Regions from separate parts of the Homo sapiens genome. Here region 2 is linked to region 1. The links are chromatin loops, found by intact Hi-C in ENCODE. Cell type or tissue: PC-3. All regions are shown on one strand. Links, peaks and the distances in the headings refer to the core of each region. The heading gives the core; the rest is flanking DNA.

Region 1 (5,386 bases), core at 207-5,206:
AAGAAAACTCTAGGCCTTGATATTTTCATTGTCATTTTCTACCAGTCAAGGAAGACTATCTTTCTGAAAGGTATTTAAGCAGAAAAATAAATGCCCACAGAAAATAGCACAAGGGAAACGCCCTAGCTACACAATTTTAGTACATTTCTCATTCATATTCCCTTCAACAATGCTAAAACGTGTTCATTTCATTACACTAAGCAATTCTATAATTACTCAAAATATGGTGAAAGACTTTCTTCTCTAATTCTATCTAGTCTTTCATATTGCTCACTATATTGACTGCCATTACTATAATCTGTTAAATAATGAGCATTTCAGAAAGTATTGTAATACCTAAAAATGTTAAATGATAGTCTAGTCGCAGGAATCAAAACCACAGTCCATCCACATCTGCACACTGGTGACAAGTCGTCTGACCATAATAAAATAATAACTTAATATTATATATTTTAATAGTCATAATTTTAAAATTATTCTCTCTTGTTAGTAATAAAAATTATTCAGGTCAATTTTTCTTTGGCTTATCCAGCAGATGTTTTAGATTAAATCAAAGTGTTAAAAATTATGCTAATTTATGATTCTTGGTTGTTTGCTGATACTGCATAGTTAATGGTATTTAGCACATTGTCATTTTTTCAACTAATTACATTGTGCTTTAAGATTTGAGCTAAAGATTTTTTTGCACTGAATTATGTACATTCATATAATAACCTGTGAGTATAGACTCCCAGGGAGCCAGGTAGAACTATTCAATTAAAGTTCATGATAAAAATGTGATAAGTATTATTGGCATAAGGAATATACTTAAAATTAAGGGTTTCATCTGTATGACTCACACCTGTAACCCAAGTGCTTTGGGAGGCTGAGGCAGGAGGATTGCTTGAGGCCAGGAGTTCAAAACCAGCCTGGACAACATAGCAAGACCCCATTTCCTAAAAAAAAAAAAAAAAGTTTTTAATTAAAAAAAAATTTTTTATCTGTAGTAAGGCAAAGTTCCCAAACAAATACATATTTAAATGAGCACCTTTCTGAAGGACAAAGATAGAGAAAAATGCCCAATATAATATTATACCTCAGCATTCTAGGTCAAAAGACCTAGAAACTATAGCTCTATAGTCAGCAAACTACAGCCCACAGGTCAACTCTGTCTGCTATTTGTTTTTATAAATAAAGTTTTATTGGAACACAGACATGCTCATTTGTTGATGTCTGTAGCAGCTTTTGTGTTATGACAACAAAGTTGAATAGCTGTGACAGCGACTATATCTTTTTCTTGACATTTACAGAAAACATTTCCAACCTGTGCATGGGGGATCATTCTTCCGTCACCTAGAATATGAGGCCTCCGAGAGGATGAGAATGAGGGAAAAAACTACAAAGAAAATGGTAGCAAATACTAGCAAAGAAAATGGTAAGCCAAGGTAAAGCTTCCAATGATAAGAAAGTAATTGAAAGAAGAGAGCATGGGGTGAAAGACCGAGGAATGAGGGCCTGAGCTCCACATGTCAGGGCCACCCTGAGAAAGTCTCTAAGAGCCTCTGAGAAAGTTTTCTCTGGGTCTGAAAACAATTAGGGACTATCTTAGCTGTGGAGGCACCTAAGTGAAATTGAGTTAAAAATTCATATTTTATTAAATTGCTTTAGACTTGTTCATTTGATTATTTTAACATAGGGAGGTTGAGTCAACTTGATATGTGACAGACACTGTACTAAGTAAGCATTTCATATGTATGTTAACTCATTTAATTTTTACAACAGCTGTATGAAGTAGATATGACTATTCCCAGTTAATGATACGCAAACTAGCTAGTAAATGTCAGAGCCAAATTTCAAAACCAACCAGATCTGTATGACCTTAGAGCCTTTTAAAAAATCTTTGCAAGATTGCTACATGGAGGTGAGTTTAAGCTGTCTACATTACACAGGATGATACATACTTGATGCCAAGATACATCCTCACCACATCTGTGCTACATTTTAAGTTTTTACTTTTAGTGAGTAGAAACAGGCTATATAATTCTGCCTATGGTGTGCCTGAATGGATACACACACAGAGAGGTTTCATAAGTGCCTTTCTATTTTCTTTTTAAATATGTTCTGTGAAAGGACAAAAGAAGGGCATTTTAGAAAGGATGGCATAGTTAATGACTTGGGTGCAGAGGGCTGTTGCTGTCAATAAAGCAGAGAGCAGGGATGCTGAGTGGAGCAGTCATGAATGGAAATGAGAGCATGAGCCATTAGCAGGAAGTCATAAACCCATTATTAGAAGTTTCATGTCATTGAAGGGAGCCAAATGCTTTACAATTCTAAGGACTATGAATAGCCACCTAAGGAGGATGCGTCTGCTGCTGTGATGTATCAGACAGAGTCCAGTTGGGAGACAGAAATCACAGGGTAATCTGAACAGGGAAGATTTTAAATAAATAATCATGTCCCATAACAGAGGATTGGACTCAGAAAGGATTGGCTGGTTATCAGGATCTGAGATTTGCTTTTGCCCTACTGGAGCTAATAAGCTGACCTGTTATGGTTTCATGGATGCTGGCAGAAGACATCCATGGGTTGAAGGAAAAGGATTTTATTACTGAAGGCACAGAAAGCAGTAGGAATATCGTGTTGGGGTCACTTCCCTGTGCCCTTCAATTCCCACAGGAACAAGACAGAGGATCCCAGGTGGAAATCCACGGAGCTTGGGAAATCCACTGCTTTTATAGTAAGTGGTAGGCTATCCTGCTCTTTGTCCTGGAGATTTCTCGCTGCAAACACAACCCTGAGAAATGGCCCAGCTAATCAGTAGTGGGCGGGGACGCTCAGAACCCGCAGCAGAGTGCCTCTCCCCTTCCTTCTGCAATGTCTCCAGCACCCTCTACCGACAAAATTAGCACTGTGCAGACTGGCGAAGGAGAAAAAGGCTCATGTCCACGTTGACTGAGCAGGTAATGAAGACTGGATTTGTAGATGAGAAGCACTAATTAAAAACTGGTGTGGGCCGGGCGCGGTGGCTCATGCCTGTAATCCTAGCACTTTGGGAGGCCATGGCGGGTGGATCACCTGAAGTCAGGAGTTCGAGACCAGCCTGGCCAAGGTGGTGAAACCCTGTCTCTACTAAAAATACAAAAATTAGCCGGACGTGTTGGTGCGCTCCTGTAATCCCAGCTACTTGGGAGGCTGAGGCAGGAGAATCACTTGAACCTGGGGGGCAGAGGTTGCAGTAAGCCGAAATCACACCATTGCACTCCAGCCTGGGCAACAAGAGCAAAACTCCATCTCAAAAAACAAACAAACTGGCGTATATGTTTATCAGCAGTACCAGACACGGCCGAATTATGATATGGTCCAAAAAGGGACAGTGATTCAATTCATTCTAACACGTGTGTGTGTGTGTGTGTGTGTGTGTGTGTGTGTGAGATCGCCACTATGTTCTCAGAGCTAAGGTAGCTCAAAGACATGAAAAAAAATCTACTCAAAACATAGATAGTACTTAAATAATTTAAAGTTTATTTTTAAAAATCATTTCCCTTCCTTAATAATAATAATTTTTTTTTTAACTGAGTCTTTCTCTGTCACCCAGGCTGGAGTCAGTGACATGATCTCTGCTCACTGCAACCTCCACCTGCCGGGTTCAAGAGATTCTCCTGTCTCAGCCTCCCGAGTAGCTGGGATTACAGGTGCCCACCACCAAGTCTGGCTAATTTTTGTATTTTTAGTAGAGACGCGGTTTCACCATGTTGGCCAGGCTGGTCTCCAACTCCTGACCTCAGGTGATCTGCCTGCCTCAGCCTCCCAAAGTGCTGCGATTATAGGCGTGAGCCACCATACCCAGCCCCTTCCTTAATAATTCAGGCCTAAAGCCATTAGGTAGTGTATAGGAAGGATGGCATCCACAGTGGTGTCGAGAGGACTCATGGTGACCCAATGTGGGGTATTGGAGTCCAAGCAGGGTGAAGAGGGTGGGCTACAGGGTGGGTGACCTGGCACAGGGTCTCAGACCCCCATCAGAGTAAGGACAGCGTCCACACAGCACGGCAGCCTGGCCCGGACTGTCAGAGCCTGAGTAGGATGAGGGAGATATCCACACCTGAGAACAGCCCAGCACCTGGGGGATTAGAGCCTGGGCACGATGGGGAAGGTGCCTGTCCAGGGGACAGCCTGCAGTGGCTAGTTAGCCAGGGCCCAGGGAGGGAGAGGACAGCACCCCTGTGCATGGTGTGGGCTTTCAGAGCCCAAGCGTTGCAAGGAGGCCATCCACGACGGAGAACTGCCTGGAAAGGAGAGTGAGAGCCAAGCAGGAAAACATGGGCATCTGGGCCGGAGTGGGTGTGGTAGCAGAAATTGGAGATTGTTTCCATAGAAGATTGATCAAACTAGTAATTATCTTAAGGAAAATGAAAGACAAGGTTTTCACTGTTGGAGAAGGAAGTTACAAATACAGCAGAGGAAAAAACAAGGATGACCCCCGTGGTGTTGAATTGGAATTCGGCATATTGTTGTAAACTCACGGTTTTCAAGATAGAGATAATAGATTAATAAATACATATGCAAATATGTGCGTGTGTGTGTATAGAAAGATAAGTAGACAGATATAGACCAACAGATATTCCTTAGGTAGACAGATACAGACCAACAGATATTCCTTAACTCTGAACTGAGCCAGCCTGAGAATAGCAATAAACACACCTCATGTCCAGGTCTTGGCTTCTAAATACCAATTTTTACAAAAAAAAAAAGAATGATCTTCACTTTGGGAGGCCAAAGTGGGGAGGATCACTTGAGCCCAGGAGTTTGAGACCATCCTGGGCAATATAGTGAGTCCCTGTCTCTACAAAAAATAAATAAAAAATTATCTGAGCATGGTGGTGCACACCTGTAGTCCCAGCTACTTGGGAGGCTGAGGTGGGAAGATTGAGCCCAGGAGGTCGAGGCTGCAGTGAACCCTGATCACGTTGCTGCACCCCAGCCTGGGTGATGGAATGAGACCCTGTCTCAAACAAAAACAAACAAACAAAGAATAAAATATCTTGGAGAAATGGCTGATTCCAGAGCTGGGGCATGGAAAATACAAGGTGAACCGGGAACATCTTACCATCTAACCAAAAAACGAGGTTGTGCTCAAAGACTGATGAAGACATTGTGGCCCAGTTGGATGGGCTTCCACTGGCCAAATAGGAGACAATTTAAGCATAAAAATAAATAAGATCTAATAGCCAGCATCTATATGGAACTTAAACAAATTTACAAGAAAAAAACAACTCCATTAAAAAGTGGGCAAAGGACAAGAACGGACACTTTTCAAGAGAAGACATACATGCACCAAGAATCCATGAAAAAAAGCTCAGCATCACTGATCATTACAGAAAAGCAAATCAAAACCACAATGAGATAC
Region 2 (5,386 bases), core at 70-5,069, 190 kb before region 1:
CTAATGCTGGAATGCCTAAGGTTGCCAGGTGAAGACAGGCTGAGAGATGATTCCCTGGGCCTAGTTCCATAGTCTGTGAATTACATTATTTAAGAGAGAATAATCACTTAAAATAGATCCACCTTCCAGGATTTCTTACAATACTGTTTTTCACCACCACTTTTAGGTAATTGTTTCTTTGCTTTGCTTTAAAATCTGGCAAAGCGCAGGATCCAGATCTGTGCAAATGTCAGTCAGTTACTAAATGAATGATTTAACAGGCTTACCTTGGAAGTTTTTTATTCCTTCAATAATGCTTTACATAAATTGCATTCATTTCATTCTATGCAATTACCCTGAACAAGCGTGCCAGTTTTTTCTCTTAACATCAAGTGCAAAATCAGTTCTAGTCTAAATAATGAATGTAGGCCTGTGCCTGTGCCTTATTAAATAAGAAGCATCAAAAGCGGATCTCAAAATCAAAGTAAAATGAGTTCAAGAAAAACTGCTTTCAGGTATTGATATAGACAGATCGAAAGGGCAAAATTGAGTCCCAAATCTTAAAGCATAGGCCTTAGCTTAAATATTATACCCAACCAAGAAGAGAAGGCTCTGTTTTCTCTGAGTGTCACCCTGGGCTGCACATCAAGCTCATAGCTAAATGAGCAGTGTGATGAGCTGAGGCCCTGGCAGGGGTGAGTGAGGATGTGCTACAGCCTCAGCAATACCAGCTAAGGAACTATGGACCTCAGATGAGGGCTCAAAGGGGTTGAAGGAAGTTCAGCCTTCGGCAGGCTGAAGTAAAGTGCTGAATACAAGGTAGGGGCCTGAATAGGGAAATAAGAGAGTTCCTTTGCGGTTTGTAGAAATTAGCTTCCCCAAGGTGCTCAGATACCTGGGAAGTCACCTTCTGCACAGGCGGGCCATGGTGTTTTCATGTTAGAAATAAAGGCAGACAGATTCCAATCATAGCCATCCCGGAGGTCCAGGATATAACATCTCAGGAAAGCAATTTAGCAACAATTTGAAATGAACATTTAATTTCTCATCTTTCCTAAAAACGTGTGTGTGTGTGTGTGTGTGTGTGTTGAACAGATGGGGTTGATCATAATACATGACTTCAAATGATTTAATTTTTTATAAAAGCAATTATTTTTCAGGGTTAAGCTAGTTTTTTCTATAATGTAAAAACTGCCCTTTGATCTTCCTCCTAAGTAAGCGTGCCCTACATTTTGATATGCAGATCCAGGCTTCAACTTGGTGTCTTAAATTACTGTGTTTGCAAAGGCTCATCAGAAGAGATCATACTGAAAATCCATTTTAGAACTTCAGTTTCGCTCTGGTTTTGTAGTTGATTAGAATTCATAACACCATAGGAGTCTATTCAGACCAGCCATTCTTCCCATAAAAGAAAAAAAGGATATAGTTAACCATGTGTTGTATTTTTCTAGATTATCTCATCACTTATGCAAGTTTATGTTCATTTTCTGTATGTCCATCTGTGCTGGATGGTGCACTAGAATATCTACTATTATCCAATTCTGAGGAAAGATATTCTATTTTTTTTCTTTCTTTCTTTCTTTCTTTCTTTCTTTTTCTTTCTTCTCTTTCTTTCTTCTTTCTTTCTTCTTTTTTTCATTTTTTTTTCTTTTGAGACACACTGTCACTCTGTCCCCCAGGCTGGAGTGCAGTAGTGCAATCTCGGCTTGCTGCAACCTCTGCCTCCCAGGTTCAAGCAATTCTGCCTCAGCCTCCCGAGTAGCTGGGATTACAGGTGCACACCACCACACCCGGCTAATTTTGTATTTGTTTAGTAGAGACGGGGTTTCACCATGTTGGCCGGGCTGCTCTCGATCTCCTGAGCTCATGTGATCTCCCCACTTCAGCCTCCCAAAATGCTGGGATTACAGGCGTGAGCCACCACACCTGGCCTATTTTTTTTTCTTAGACCCTGAAAATAATCTGAATTATTCTACCCTTTGAACATTTTACCTTTACCAATGATTAAATTATTATACCCCAAACAGTAGGAAATGTATTAATGGTATTTCTGCTATTTCTGGTGTCTGGGGTCATCATAGACTGGGAATAGAAGCTGATTAGGGAGGATCAGAATTTTGTGTTGAGATTTAAACTACATTTACCTTTGCATCAGAGTGAATTTTTCTCTGCCTGAGCTGTCAGCCAAAAAGCAATTGGATTATATCAGCCTGTGGTCACTGCTGACTCACTTGACAGGCTTGTCTCTTGTATTAGTCTCAAAGGAATTCTATATTGCAAAAGAAGAATATGTTTATTTCTTAAATGCCTTCACTGAGTGCAGAAGTTTAGGGTGATCCAGAGATGTTCTATTTCCCGGCCCTGGGTTTCACCGTCAGGCTTGGAAGCTGCCACTTGGAAGGAAAAGCAAGCACAGAAGCCAAGGCCAGATGGATGAAAGCTTGGCAAAAAACAAGGCTGAGCTTCTGCCTCTGAGTCTCTGCCATCTTTATCCTTTTTCTCTCTCAGGATTTTATTTTTTTTTTGGCAATCACCAAGTACCTGTCTCCAGGATCAGCTTTTAACATCCTGCCCCTCTTTTCCATATCTCTTATTTCCCTTCTCTTCCTCTACATTTTTTTGTCTTATTTCCCCATTAACCAGAAAACAATTCATACAAAAGATTCGGTCATAATCACCAACATGCATTTATTGTGTGCTGGGCACTGTGCTGAGTATTTTATTTGCATTATCCCGCTTCATCTCCGTAATCACCCTATTAGGTAGATATTATCATGTCCCTGCACAAATGAGAACATTGAGACCCAGAGACATTATCTACCTTGTCCAGAATTACACAACTAGTAAAAAAAAAAAAAAAAAAAGAGCCAGGATTCAAACTCAGGTCAGTTCAGCCTGACTAGCTAGCGAGCATTTTTAACTATTAGACAGAGCCTCCCAACAAAACGAATGTAACATGGTTATTTTTAGAGACACCTGCACGCTCAGATTAGCTCTAAGGTAGATTTGAGCTGTGAGGTAGATTTGTAGCTGAAAGATTTGGTTGTCAACTTTGGTTGTTTCCATGCAACTGAGAACAAACTGAGACTAAAGAGACACAGAATGCAGCCACATGAGGTTATTTGGCCTCTGGGTGGTTCTCACCACAGGCCTCTTCATCATTTCACAGACGTTTACATCAAGCAGTTTCCTGGTCATCATCGACTCAGCATCCTGTCTCACAGGTGACTTTGATATCACAAAAACGTCTCCATTTCCTTCTCCCTTCCCCTTCTCTGGTGCCAAGGAAGCCCATTTGTACATAACCACCTTCCTGAAAATCCTTAACCCTCTCCTACCTTCCCAAAGCGTGGGGTTTGTTTACTTATCTAGACAGCCTTTAAGCTGAATCTTCAGTACCAAGCTCTGTGAGACACTGATTGATGTTTAAAGAAGTACTGAATAATGCCTTTCTACCCCTGAACTTGTTTCCTGTTAAGCTCAGGAACTAATGATCATGGTGGTGGTGATAGTGATGTGATGATGATGGCATACTTACTGATCAGTCGCTATGTTTGAGACACAAAGTACACAGTCTCTACCTCTACAATCTCATTTAATCCTCCATATCAACCTTAGGAGATAGCTACTATTATTATCATTTCCATTTTACAGATGGAAAATGAAGCTCAGAGAGATTGAGTGATCTGCCTATGATTATCCGACTAAGAATTAGAAAAGCTGGGATTTATATCCAAGCAGTATGTAGAATGCTAAACATAGCCATGGAGAAGCAGATACCCAGTCATAAAGAAGAAAATTTGCTCATTTTTTCCTGGGTCTGAGTTCCCTTCTTTCAGCTAATATTTGGCCTCCCCCTCCCTGCTCTCTGTCCTGTGGCCTCAAGCAGAGACAAATTGCTCCACAAATCTTTCTGTCAGAGAGCCAACCACATTTCTCCTGCCAGCACCCCTGATCCCAGGAGAAAATGAGTGCCCTATGTGCCCTGGTCTCCCTCATGTTATAAACCTTGTATGTTGAGTGATTCATTTCTCATTGAAAAATATGATCGCCTTTCGACATTTCTGCAGGAGAGCTCTAGTCAACTCTCCTTGGGAAAAAAATTCCACTGGTAGGAAGTGATAAAGGACAAGAACCCAAATGATGAACTGCAGGACAGAAAGACCCCGGCCATTTCTCTGTCAGAAAAAATCATTTGTTCCCACAGGGTATCTTGATCAGGAAGGCTTCTCCCCCAGACATCCGCGCGGCTTCCTCCCTCGCTTCTTGAAGGTGTTTATTCAAAAACCACCTTCTAAATAAACCACCTTTCCCACCTTCGTATTTTTTTCTCTTCAGGACATACCACTGTCTAACATCCTTTATATCCTACCGATTTTTCTGTTATCTGCCTTGCACGAGGATGTAGATTCCAGGAAAGGAGGGATTTTTCTGTGTTCTGTTTGTTACCATATTCCTAACACCCACAGCAGTGCTTGGCAAATAGTCGGTGCTCAATAATGATTTGTTGAATTAACAAATAGGTCAAAGTCTTCTGTGTATAATCTGTAAACGCTGAATGAGAGAACGGAAATAGCTGTACTATAGGGTAATTTGTGGGAAAATATCTGGTTGAGTTACATTAGGAAATGTTAACTGTGAAGTAATGGTGCTCATTTTAATGGTATTTGGTGGTATAGCATTAATGATTATGATTGGGGAGCTTAGAAATGAGTAAGCTTTTTCCCAGTAAAATTAATACGATGTACTCTTTTTTTACTTTGAAGAATTTGCTGTTTGAGGGGTCTTTCAAGATTCTTCAGGGTAAGGTAGACTGCAGTGAAAATTCAGAAGCCCTGAAGAAGTTAATGGTGGTGCACAAATACTCTGGAATATTATGCAACAGTAAAAACAAATGAAAAGAATGGAATAGATCCCTGTAGTGACAGCTCCAAGATGTGTAATTGAGTGAAAAAAAAAAGAAGCTGTAGTATGATATTTGTCTACAATAACATCTTTGTACACACACACACACACACACACACACACCCCTAGAAGATCCGGAAGGATACACATGAAACTGTTAACATTGCTTATAACCAGAAGTGAAAGGGGGTGCCATAGGTGGGGGAAAACATCAGAATTTCACAATAATCAAAAGGGACTGCAATGTTATTTGCAATAATTATGTTTGTATAATGAAATATATTAATGGAATACTTATGTAACTAAATTTTTAGAAATCAAAACAGGAAGCAAAAGAAATTGCTTCTGATCAGGGAGGTAAGAGGATAGGGCCCTGCCAGAGACAGAAAGTGTAAAAACACACAGATTGTTTTTCACTAGAAGAGCCAGAAGTGTCCATGAGAGTGTCTAAATGATTTGAATTTATTTGTCATCGATGTGCCTGTAAGTTTCTAACACAAAG

What was found. A loop is a pair of places that touch in the nucleus more often than their neighbours do. Peaks named below come from ENCODE experiments on the same cell type or tissue, not always from the same donor. Only the 100,000 strongest peaks of a DNase experiment are listed, where the experiment ranks them.
Region 2: a loop joins it to region 1, with 11 times the contacts of the local background. A loop is called at or near these places in 7 of 110 quality-filtered maps.

Annotation. Positions count from the first base shown.
Region 1 is chr4:39,132,632-39,138,017 of GRCh38, forward strand. It overlaps a transcript of KLHL5 not described here. Among named protein-coding and RNA genes, the nearest start is that of WDR19, 47 kb to the right of the region's middle. RefSeq lists a silencer at 2,931-2,980. In PC-3, for the core only: a CTCF peak has its summit at 2,879 (motif pointing left); a DNase peak (open chromatin) is centred at 2,860; H3K4me3 peaks cover 588 bases; H3K27ac peaks cover 366 bases.
Region 2 is chr4:38,946,450-38,951,835 of GRCh38, forward strand. No RefSeq gene overlaps it. Among named protein-coding and RNA genes, the nearest start is that of MIR574, 81 kb to the left of the region's middle. In PC-3, for the core only: no CTCF peak of the experiment used is centred there; DNase peaks (open chromatin) are centred at 2,212 and 3,162; H3K27ac peaks cover 1,836 bases.